2 separate regions of the Homo sapiens genome follow, and region 2 is linked to region 1. Evidence: read pairs that join two places in POLR2A ChIA-PET (ENCODE). Cell type or tissue: A673. All regions are shown on one strand. Links, peaks and the distances in the headings refer to the core of each region. The heading gives the core; the rest is flanking DNA.

Evidence for each region. ChIA-PET counts read pairs that join two places held together with the same protein. Peaks named below come from ENCODE experiments on the same cell type or tissue, not always from the same donor. Only the 100,000 strongest peaks of a DNase experiment are listed, where the experiment ranks them.
Region 2: POLR2A ChIA-PET joins it to region 1 with 9 read pairs; 6 of 35 experiments call an interaction of 5 or more read pairs at or near these places.

What each region holds. Positions count from the first base shown.
Region 1 is chr19:6,338,350-6,343,721 of GRCh38, reverse strand. It overlaps a transcript of ACER1 not described here. Among named protein-coding and RNA genes, the nearest start is that of ACER1, 7.4 kb to the right of the region's middle. In A673, for the core only: CTCF peaks have their summits at 2,756 and 2,964; a DNase peak (open chromatin) is centred at 3,091; H3K27ac peaks cover 1,128 bases.
Region 2 is chr19:6,284,000-6,289,371 of GRCh38, reverse strand. No RefSeq gene overlaps it. Among named protein-coding and RNA genes, the nearest start is that of MLLT1, 6.7 kb to the right of the region's middle. In A673, for the core only: no CTCF peak of the experiment used is centred there; no DNase peak of the experiment used is centred there.

The DNA of each region.
Region 1 (5,372 bases), core at 247-5,246:
TCTAGTGGAGGTCATGTGACTAGTTCTGACCAATAGAGGTACACCAAAGCCATGTTGGGATTGAGAGCCACAAGTTGGGAGGAAGCCCACATTTTGTTAGTGGAGGCCACATGTTGAGGTGGGGGCCACATGATGGGTATGGAGGCCACATGTTGGGAGCAAAGGGCACATTTTGGGATTTAGAGCCACAAGTTGGGAGGAAGCCCACATTTTGTGAGTGGAGGCCCCACGTTGAGATGGATGCCACTTGATGGGTATGGAGGCCACATGTTGAAAGTGGAGGCCACATATTGGGAGTGGAGGCCACATGTTGAGATGGAGGTCACGTGTTGGGATGGAGGCCACATGCTGGGATGGAGGCATCATGAGAAGGAAGGAAGGGGCCTGGATTGCTAAATTCCCACTTGCCTGAGCCTTCTGGGACAGCTTCACCCTCCATACTCTTTGCTTATGTGAGATGTAAACTTTTAGGACACTGATATTTGTGGAATTGTCTTGTTCTAACAGTTGAACTACTGTACCCAGTAATGCTTCAGGTAATGTCAAATTATTTTCCAAAGTGGTTGGCCTCTTCATATTTCCACCACTCCCCCACTTCCCATCCTCACCAGTACTCGGAATCGGCAAGTTAAAGAAAAAACTTTTGGCTGGGTGCGGTGACTCACGCCTGTAATCCCAGCACTTTGGGAGGCCAAGGTGGGCGGATCACCTGAGGTCGGGAGTTCGAGACCAGCCTGACCAACATGGAGAAACCCTGTCTCTACTAAAGATACAAAATTAGCCGGGCACAGTGGCGGGTGCCTGTAATCCCAGCTATTCGGGAGGATGAGGCAGGAGAATCACTTGATCTCGGGAGGTGGAGGTTGCAGTGAGCCGAGATCATGCCATTGGACTCCAGCCTGGGCAACAAGAGCAAAACTCCGTCTCAAAACAAACAAACCCACAACTTTTTATCTTGAAATAGTTTGTTTTTATTTTATTGTATTTATTTATTTATTTTTTTGAGATTGAGTCTTGCTCTGTTGCTCAGACTGGAGTGCAGTGGCACGATCTTGGCTCACTGCAAGCTCCACCTCCTGGGTTCACGCCATTCTCCTGCCTCAGCCTCCTGAGTAACTGGGACTACAGGCGCCCGCCACCACGCCTGGCTAATTTTTTGTATTTTTAGTAGAGACGGGGTTTCACCATGTTAGCCAGGATGGTCTCAATCTCCTGACCTCGTGATCCGCCCGCCTCAGCCTCCCAAAGTGCTGGGATTACAGGTGTGAGCCACCACTCCCGGTCTGAAATAGTTTGTTTTTAAAATGGATTATTATTATTTTTTTTTAGAGACACAGTCTGCCTATGTTGCCCAGGCTGGTCTCGAACTCAAACAGAAATTGCAGTGAGCCAAGATCAAGCCACTGCACTCCAGCCTGGGCAACAGAGTGAAACTCCATCTTAAAAAAAAAAAAAAAAAAAAAGAACTAGGATACTCTCTTACACAACCAGAATTCATTTATCTACTTCAGAAAATAAATATGGACACAATACTATTATCTACTTTATATTCCATGTGCAAATTTCACCAATTACCCAATAATGTCCTTTGTGACTTTGGGCATTGTTAGACTAAAATTTTCCCCATCTGTACGGTAACCATTATTGACTTAAACACTGTCTTTAAACAAGTTCATTTTCCAAAAACACTTTCCAAATATTAATGCATATCTTTACTTCAAAAGGAAATTTTATATTGCTCCACTACATGGAAAGCTACTAAATAAATAGAAAGCAAGTATTAAAACCAACACTGCTGGGTGCAGTGGCTCACGCCTGTAATCCTAGCACTTTGGGAGGCCAAGGCAGGCAGATTATGAGGTCAGGAGTTCAAGACCAGCCTGGCCAACCTGGTGAAACCCGCGTCTCTACTAAAAATAAAAAAAATTAGCCGGGCATGGTGGCGGGTGCCTGTAATCCCAGCTATTTGGGAGGCTGGGGTAGGAGAATCGCTTGAACCCAGTAGTCAGAGGTTGTGGTGAGTGGAGGCTGCTGCACCATTGTACTCCAGCCTAGGTGACAGAGCAAGACTCCATCTCAAAACAAAAAGAAAAACAAAACAAAACAAAACAAAAGAAAACAAAAAAAAGCCCAATGCTAAGATGGGTATAGTTCCTTTTTTCTTTTTCTTTTTCTTTTTTTTTCTTTTTTTTTTTTTTGAGACAAGGTCTTGCTCTGTGGCCCAGGTTGGAGTGCAGTGGTGCACACATAGCTCACTGCAACTTCGACCTTTAGGCTCAAGCAATCTTCCCATCTCAGCTTCCTGAGAAGTTAAGACCACACGTGTGTACCCCCACTGGCTAACTTTTTAATGTTTTGTAGAAACAGGGTCCCCTATGTTGCCTAGACTGGTTTTTTGTTGTTGTTTTTTTTGAGATGGAGTCTCGCTCTGTTGCCCAGGCTGGTTTGCAGTGGCGAAATCTTGGCTCACTGCAACCTCCACCTCCTGGGTTCAAGCGATTCTCCTGCCACAAGAATTGCTTGAACCCTGGAGGTGGAGGTTACAGTGAGCCGAGATCGCGCCAGTGCACTCCAGCCTGGGCAACAGAGCAAGACTCCGTCTCAAAAGAAAAGAACAAAGTCAGAGAGAGACTGGAAGAGGCTGCACTGTGGCTGTGAAGGTGGAGAACAGGACATGGGTTGCCTCTAGACACTGGACGGGGCAGGAAACGAGGTCTCTCCTGGAGCCTCCACCAGGAACACAGCTGTGATGACACCTTTAGCCTATAAGACTCATTTCAGAGTCCTGACCTGTAGAAAGGTAAGATGATAAGTGTGTGCTGTTCTAAGCCATTACATTGGTGGCATTTGTTACAATAACCGCTGAGAGCTCACACGCCTCTGTTTGTCACCCTCTCTCTAGCCCCTTCTCTCCCCCTAGCGGGGGAAGAGCTCTCCCCCGGCTCCCACCCACCTTCCTGGCTGCTCTGTCCTCCCTAGTCAGCACCATGATCACTCAAGTTCTCCGGTCTGGGCTGGGCGTGGGTGCCAGTCACTACCTTACTGCCTGCTATTAAACCCTCGCCAAGATTCAGGATCTCAGCAGCTGGGTCCTGTTCCAGCTATGAGCAGAAAGGGGCCTCAGAGACCATCTGCTCCACCCACACACAGAGCAGAGACTGTTTCAAAATTACTCCATGGGGAAGGAGTCAGGGTCGCTACTGGGGAGCTGGGGTGGCAGTGGTGGTGTCTGTTTGCCCTCCTGGTCCACCTGGGAAGCGGATTTGGGGGCTAGGGCTGTAGCTAAATGGTGTATGTTTGTGGAGGGGTGCTATACAGAGTCAGGTCAAGCTTTAGTTCTGTTTTTCTTCCTTCCTTCCTTCCTTCCTTCCTTCCTTCCTTCCTTCCTTCCTTCCTTCCTTCCTTCCTTCCTTCCTTCCTTCCTTCCTTCTTTCTTTTTTTGGAGACAGAGTCTTGCTCTATGCCCAGGCTGGAGTGTAGTGGCGCGATCTTGGCTGACTACAACCTCCACCTCCCAGGCTCAAGTGATTCTCGTACCTCAGCCTCCCGAGTAGCTGGGATTACAGGCACGCACCACCACGCCTGGCTAATTTTATTTTTTTTATTTTTAGTAGAGACGGTGTCTCACCATGTTGGCCAGGCTGGTCTTGAACCCTGACCTCAAGTGATCCACCTGCCTCAGTCTCCCAAAATGCTGGGATTACATGTGTGAGCCACCACGCCCAGCCCCAAACCCCTCTTTTAAAAACCTAAATCAGGCCAGGCGTGGTGGCTCACGCCTGTAATCCCAGCACTTTAGGAGGCTGAGGCGGGCGGATCATGAGGTCAGGAGATCAAGACCATCCTGGCTAACACGGTGAAACCCCGTCTCTACTAAAAATACAAAAAAAACTTAGCCGGGTGTGGTGGCGGGCGCCTGTAGTCCCATCGGGAGGCTGAGGCAGGAGAATGGCGTGAACCCGGGAGGCGGAGCTTGCAGTGAGCCGAGATCGCACCACTGCACTCCAGCCTGGGCAACAGAGAGAGACTCCATCTCAAAAAACAAAAAACAAAAACAAAAACCCTAAATCATTACTTTGTAAAATTGTGGTAAAAGATACATAACACGAAACTGATCATTTTAATCATCAAATGCATAGTTCAGCGGCATTAAGCACATTCGCATGTCTATGCAGCCATCACCACCATCCCCTCCAGAACTTTCTCATCTTTCCAAACTGAAACTCTGTCCCCAAGAAACACTCACTCCCTATCCCCCTCCCCAGCCCCTCATACCCCCCGTTCTACTTCCTGTCTCTGTGACTCTGAGGACTTTGGGGACCTCCTAGGAGTGGGATCACACAGGATTTGTCCTTTTATGTCTGGCTTATTTCACCCAGCTTGATGTCCTCAAAGTCCATCCACGTTGTTGCCTGTATCAGAATTTCCTTCCTTTTTCAGGGCTGAATAATATTCCACGGTATGGATGAACCACACACATTGTGTTTATCCATTCATGTATTAATTAAAAATCTAAATCAATCCCTTTATAAAAAGAGATTTTTAGGCTGGGTGCGGTGGCTCATGCCTGTAATCTCAGCACTTTGGGAGGCTGAGGCAGGCGGATCACCTGAGGTCAGGAGTTCCAAACCAGCCTGGCTAACATGCTGAAACCCCATCTCTACTAAAAATGTAAAAATTAGCCCGACGTGGTGGTGGGCGCCTGTAATCCCAGCTATCGGGAGGCTGAAGCAGGAGAATCATTTGAACCCAGGAGGCGGAGGTTGCAGTGAGCCGAGATTGCACCATTGCACTCTAGCCTGGATGACAGGAAGAGACTCGGTCTTAAAAAAAAAAAAAGATTTTAAGGCCAGGTGCGGTGGCTCACACATGTAATTCTAGCACTTTGGGAGGCTGAGGTGGAAGGATCGCTTGAGCTCGGGAATTAGAGAGCAGTCTGGGAGACATAGTGAGAACCTGTCTCTACAAAAAATAGAAAAAATTTGCCTGGCCTGTAGTCCCAGCTACTTGGGAGGCTAAGGTGTGAGGATCACTTGAGCCCAGGAGGTTGAGGCTGCAGTGGCCTGTGATTGCACCACTGCACTCAAGCCTGGCAGCAGAGTGAGACCCTCTATCAAACACATTAAAAAAAATGGAATAATTATAAACTTGCAGGAACCTGCAATAATAATATAGAAGAATCCCAGGTAATCTTCATCCAGTTTCTCCCAGTGGTACCTCTTTTATAACTATACATTTTCACAACCAGAAAGGTGATATAAATATGACCTATAGACCATATTCAGATTTCAACAGCTTTTCCCATGCATTCATGTGTTAGACAATTTTCTTTTCATTTTCTCAGAAAAATGGGAGCAAATCTATGCAATAAT
Region 2 (5,372 bases), core at 132-5,131, 54 kb after region 1:
AAACAAAAACAAGAGTAACATGACATCTTTCCAGGAGAGCTCAAATACTTGGGTTAAGTTCTGGAAACTCTCTATATACCTGTGAGGGCCATCTGAAAACTTGCCAAGATCTCCCCTTAAATTTGCCTTAAGTTCTATAGAGAAAAGGAAAACTGAACTTCAATGGGACCATATTCACCAGGCATCTGTTTTTGGGCAGTTGAGACTGGGACCTGCCTTAAACAAGGATTACTATGCCGGGGCAAGCTTGAGAGAGAACCTGGATAGGGAGGAGTTGAGGGGATTGATTCCCCTGCTGGAGGTACCTCTGGGGTATGCTTCCCTATTTCTCTGGGATTACCCCTTGCAGCTTCTCCTGAGAAGGCCATTAGGACAGCTGAATCAATCCTACAATGTTGGCAAAGGTCCAGATTACCCTGCAAGGCAAAGAAGGCCTGCATGTATGGGACCTTGGACCATTTATTTGCCCTTGTGTTTACAGAAAAGCTTCCTTCCTGAGGCCATGCTTCTGTTCTGTGCCTCAAGGTGCCTTGCACCAAGATGGCAACCAAGGAAATGACAATAACATTTTTCCCACAAAATTATGTACAGATACCAAGGCACACTTTGCTCATCTGTGCTACTCTTAACCTTCCATTTTATACTTTTGATGACTAAGCCAAATGCTCATTCTATCCAGTAATTTCTCTGTTTTGCAGCAACATTCTTAACATTTAACATTGTAGGCTGGATGCGGTGGCTCATACCTGTAATCCCAGCCCTTTGGGAGGGCGAGGCAGGTGGATGACCTGAGGTCAGGTGTTCAAGACAAGCCTGCCCAACATGGTGAAACCCCATCTCTATTAAAATACAAAAATTAGCCAGGCATGGTGGTGCATGCCTGAAATCCCAACTACTTTGGAGGCAGATGTTGCAGTGAGATAAGATCACACCACTGCACTCCAGCCTGGGCGACAGAGCAAGGCTCTGTCTCAAACACACACACACACACACACACACACACACGCGTGCGCACAGAAATTTAATGTTGTATATAAAGAAGAGATAGGAGCTGGGTGCAGTGGCTCATGCCTGTAATCTCAACACTTTGGGAGGTCAAGGTGGGTGGATCACCTAAGGTCAGGAGTCAAGATCATGCCATGCCACTGCACTCCAGCCTGGGCGACAGAGCAAGACTCCATCTCAAAAAAAAAAAAAAAAAAGAAGAGATAAGAACCTTGACAACCATGAAAGAAAGAAAGATAGGAGACTGGAGGTCCTAGTGCCAACAACACCCTAATGGGCGCTTAGGGACTTGAGTTTCAGGAGTTAGTCCAGGGGCCTTTGGATAACACTGAGGCATAGCCTCAGCCAGATACCCTCAGTTGCCCCAGGACCTCCTTCTGGTCCCATGTAACAGGTAGACCTCATGGAAGGAAACGGGATTGAAACAAACCCAACATTCTCAACACTTGAGGATGATGAGGGATTGACAGTGTCCTCCCCAGCAAGGCTATCATCCATGTTTTAAGTCCAGCATCTCTGCTAGTTAATTTTAACTGGCTAATAGAGGCCTGGTGTTTTTCTTTCATTTTAGCTATTGTTGAGTTTAGGGACTCCTAAAAAGGGACAGAAAGAGCAGATCTGCTTTTACTCACCCTTTCACTCACCCTTCTGCAGATCCTGGACGAGCCCTCAAAAATGTTGCAGGATCCTTGGGGTGTTGATTTCTGGTTGGAAACCTCTGTGGCTGGTGGCACCTTTGCCTGAGTTTTGCTCGGGCCCACTGGGCTCATTCCACCCACACGGCCTGGCAGGCTGTGCTCAGCTCACACTACTAGCCTGGATCTCACACTTGCCAAGGGCAAGCCAGGCATGGAGGGGCGAGGGGTGTGTGAGCAAGCAAGCAAGCATGAGGTCCGGCCACTGCATGCAGCCAGGCACACCAGCTGCTGCAGCAGAGCAGACAGCTCCAGGTGCTGGCAGGGGCCCTGGCTCTCTGAGAGGCTGCGGCCAGACCAGGTGCACCATAAGCAGCTTCCACAGCTGCCACCAGGGAATGCAGTGGCACTCAGAAGCTTGGAGACTATAGGAAACACTGGGGTCCAAAGAGGGAGTCACAGCCCTGGCTCAGGGAGCTCCTAGGTCCCTGAAGGGCCACAGCTCTTCTCTCCTTCTCTTCACCCACAACATGGCAAGGCGCATGTTTCAGCCCTGTGGGTTTTATAGCTCTTTCAGCCCTGCTGTTTAGCAGTTCCTGAATTCTTGTCCTGTGCCCAAGAAGAATGAGGTATGTGGACAAGTGGAGGGTGAGCAAGGTGAACAGGAGCTTTATTGAGCGACAGAGTAGCTCAGAGGAGGCCTTGGATTGGGTAGCTCCTCTCTGCAGGCAGTCCATCCTGTCATTTTCTGTGGCTCTCAGTGAAGAGGAGGCCCTGGAGTGGGTAGCTTCTCTCTGCGGGCAGGTTGTCCCATTGCTTGCCCAGCTTTCAGCAGAGGGGAGGCCCTGGAGTGGGTAGCTCCTCTCTGCAAGCAGGTTGTGCCATCATTCCCTGCAGCTCTCAGCAGAAGGAGGCCCTGGGGTGAGTTGCTTCTCTCTGCAGGCAGGTCATCCCATGTTCATCCCAGCTCTTAGCAAAGAAGAGGCCTTAGAGTGAGTTGCTCCTCTCTGCAGCTGGTAGTCCCGACGTCTCTGCAGCTCTCAGCAGAGAGGAGGCCCTGGAGTTGGTAGCTGCTCTCTGAAGCTGGTCATCCCGATATCTGCCCAGCTTTGGCTGAGCCCAGGGCTTTTATGGGCCTCAGAGGGGAAAAAATGCATGCTGATTGGTCCATGAGCAGGCCTGGAAAAGGCATCACATGTTTCCACTCCAGTCCATGGGGCTGGTAGCCCAGCCCCTAGCCTTCAGGCCCTCCCTGGCCTGAAGGTGGGGCCTCACCAGGGACCCATCCCCTTCCATCCAGGAACCTGTCTACCTCCTGCTGCTGTTGATGGTGCCCAGGCTATAGGTGCCAAGGGGCGCATGCAGGTCAGCACTGAGCTGCCCTCAGCCCCCCCTTTGGCTTCCCTCCTATGCTCGTTGGTGCCCGAAGTCCAGATGGGGCTGAGGTAGCAGGGGGCTGGTGTGTCTGTGCTGCCCCAAGTTTGTGCACACCCTGCCTGGCTGCAACAGCTCTGGGGCTCAGCCCCAACTTTGCTTTGAGATGGAGTGGGCACCAACAGCAGGGAGAAGCCAAGCAGTGGAAGCAGACATTTCTGAGCCTGCAAGGGCAGGGGGAACCTTCCCGGGCCCCTAGGAGTGCAGGGACTCCTAATCTGCAGCTGCAGTTTGGACAGCTGCAGCTGCACCTGGGAGGGTGGGGCTCCTGCCTGCCTCTGGGCCTGAGAGCCCAGTAATGCCCAGGTCTGTAGCCATGGCTTTAGTGGCTGCAGCACCACCCAGGGAGCTCCCACCCCAATGCAGAAGGGGCGGGGCTCCCACTTGTCACCAGCTTCTGCCAGATCTATGGAACATGCAGTCCTGGCCATTCCTCTGTGCTGCAGCTAGTAAGATGGTGGTGGCCAGTCCAGATGGCCAGCCACTGCCATCAGTGCAATCATAGCCCACTGCAGCCTCAAACTCCTGCGCTCAAGCAATCCTCCTGTCTCAGCCTTCTAAGTAGCTGGGACTACAGGTGCACACCACTACACCCTATTTTCTTCCTTTCTAAGGTTGAATAAGCTTCTATTGCATGGATAAACCATGTTTAGTTTATCCGCTCATGTGTCAGTAGACATTCAGTTCCTTCCTCATTATTCTTTTTTTTTCTTTTTTTTTTGAGACAGAGTCTCACTCTGTCGCCCAGGCTGAAGTGCAGTGGTGCAATCTTGGCTCACTGCAAGCTCTGCCTCCCGGGTTCATGCCATTCCCCGGCCTCAGCCTCCTGAGTAGCTGGGACTACAGGCGCCCGCCACCACACCCGGCTAATTGTTTTTTTTTTGTTTGTTTGTTTGTTTGTTTTGTATTTTTAGTAGAGACGGGGTTTCACTGTGTTAGCCCGGATGGTCTCAATCTCCTAACCTCGTGATCCGCCCTCTTCAGCCTCCCAAAGGGCTGGGATTACAGGCGTGAGCCACCACACCCGGCCCTTCCCCATTATTCTTTTCGATGTTCAAAGTATTCCACCTCAGCCAGTGGGAGCCCAGGGGATGCAGTTTTGAAAATTCCCAACAATTTAGAACCTAAGTGAACAGTAATTTCCCAACTGAATAAGGGGGAGGGGATTGAGTTCCAGAAGCTCATATTTGTAGCAAGTGTAGACTAAAGGTTCTTTCCTGCAAGCTTTCTTCAAAGACAGATGCTGGCCAGGCATGGTAACTCATGCCTGTAATCTCAGCACTTTGGGAGGCTGAGGCAGGTGGATCACTTGAGCCCAGGAATTCAAGACCAGACTCAGAAACATAACAAGACTCTGTCTCCACAAAAAAAAGAAAATACAAAAATTAGCTGAGCATGGTGGTATGAGCCTTTATTCTTGGCTACTTGGGAGACTGAGGCAGGAGGAACACTTGAGCCTGGGAGGTGGAGGTTGCAGTGAATTGAGACTGCCACTGGACTCCAGCCTGGACAACAGAGCAAAACTCTGTCTCAAAAAAAAAAAAAAGAAAAAAAAAAAAAAGATAGATGGCTACCCCTGACTCCCATTTTGTCCCTTTACCTGGGACAGTGATTCTGAAAGTTAGGTGAGCCTTGGAACCATCTGTAGGGTTGGTTAAGCCACTGCTGTCCAAACACTTAGAATTTCTGGTTCCATAAACAAGGGTGGGGGAAGACCAGAATGTGCATTTATAGCAACATACCCAAGTGATGCTCACACTGCTGCTTTGGGGACTACTTAGAGCAACTGATCTACTTACATCCAGTGATAGGATTAAAAAAAATTTTATTTTTTGGCCAGGCACGGTGGCTCACGCCTGTAATCCCAGCACTTTGGGAAGCCGAGGCAGGAGGATCACAAGGTCAGGAGTTTGAGACCAGCCTGGCCAAATGTTGACACCCTGTCTCTACCAAAAATACAAAAAAACTAGCCGGGCGTCGTGGCGAATGCCTGTAATCCCAGCTACTCAGGAGGCTGAGGCAGGAGAATGGCTTGAACCCAGGAGGCGGAGCTTGCAGTGAGCAGAGATTGTGCCACTGCACTCTAGCCTGGGCGACAGAGCGAGAGTCCGTTACGGCCCGGTGTAGTGGCTTATACCTATCATCCCAGAACTTTGGGAGGCTGAGGCAGCAGGATTGCTTGAACCCAGGAGTTTGAGACCAGCCTGGGCAAGACGGTTTTTTTGTTTTTTTTTTTTTTGAGACACAGTCTCACTCTGTTGCCCAGGCTGGAGTGCAGCGGCACAATCTGGCTCCGAG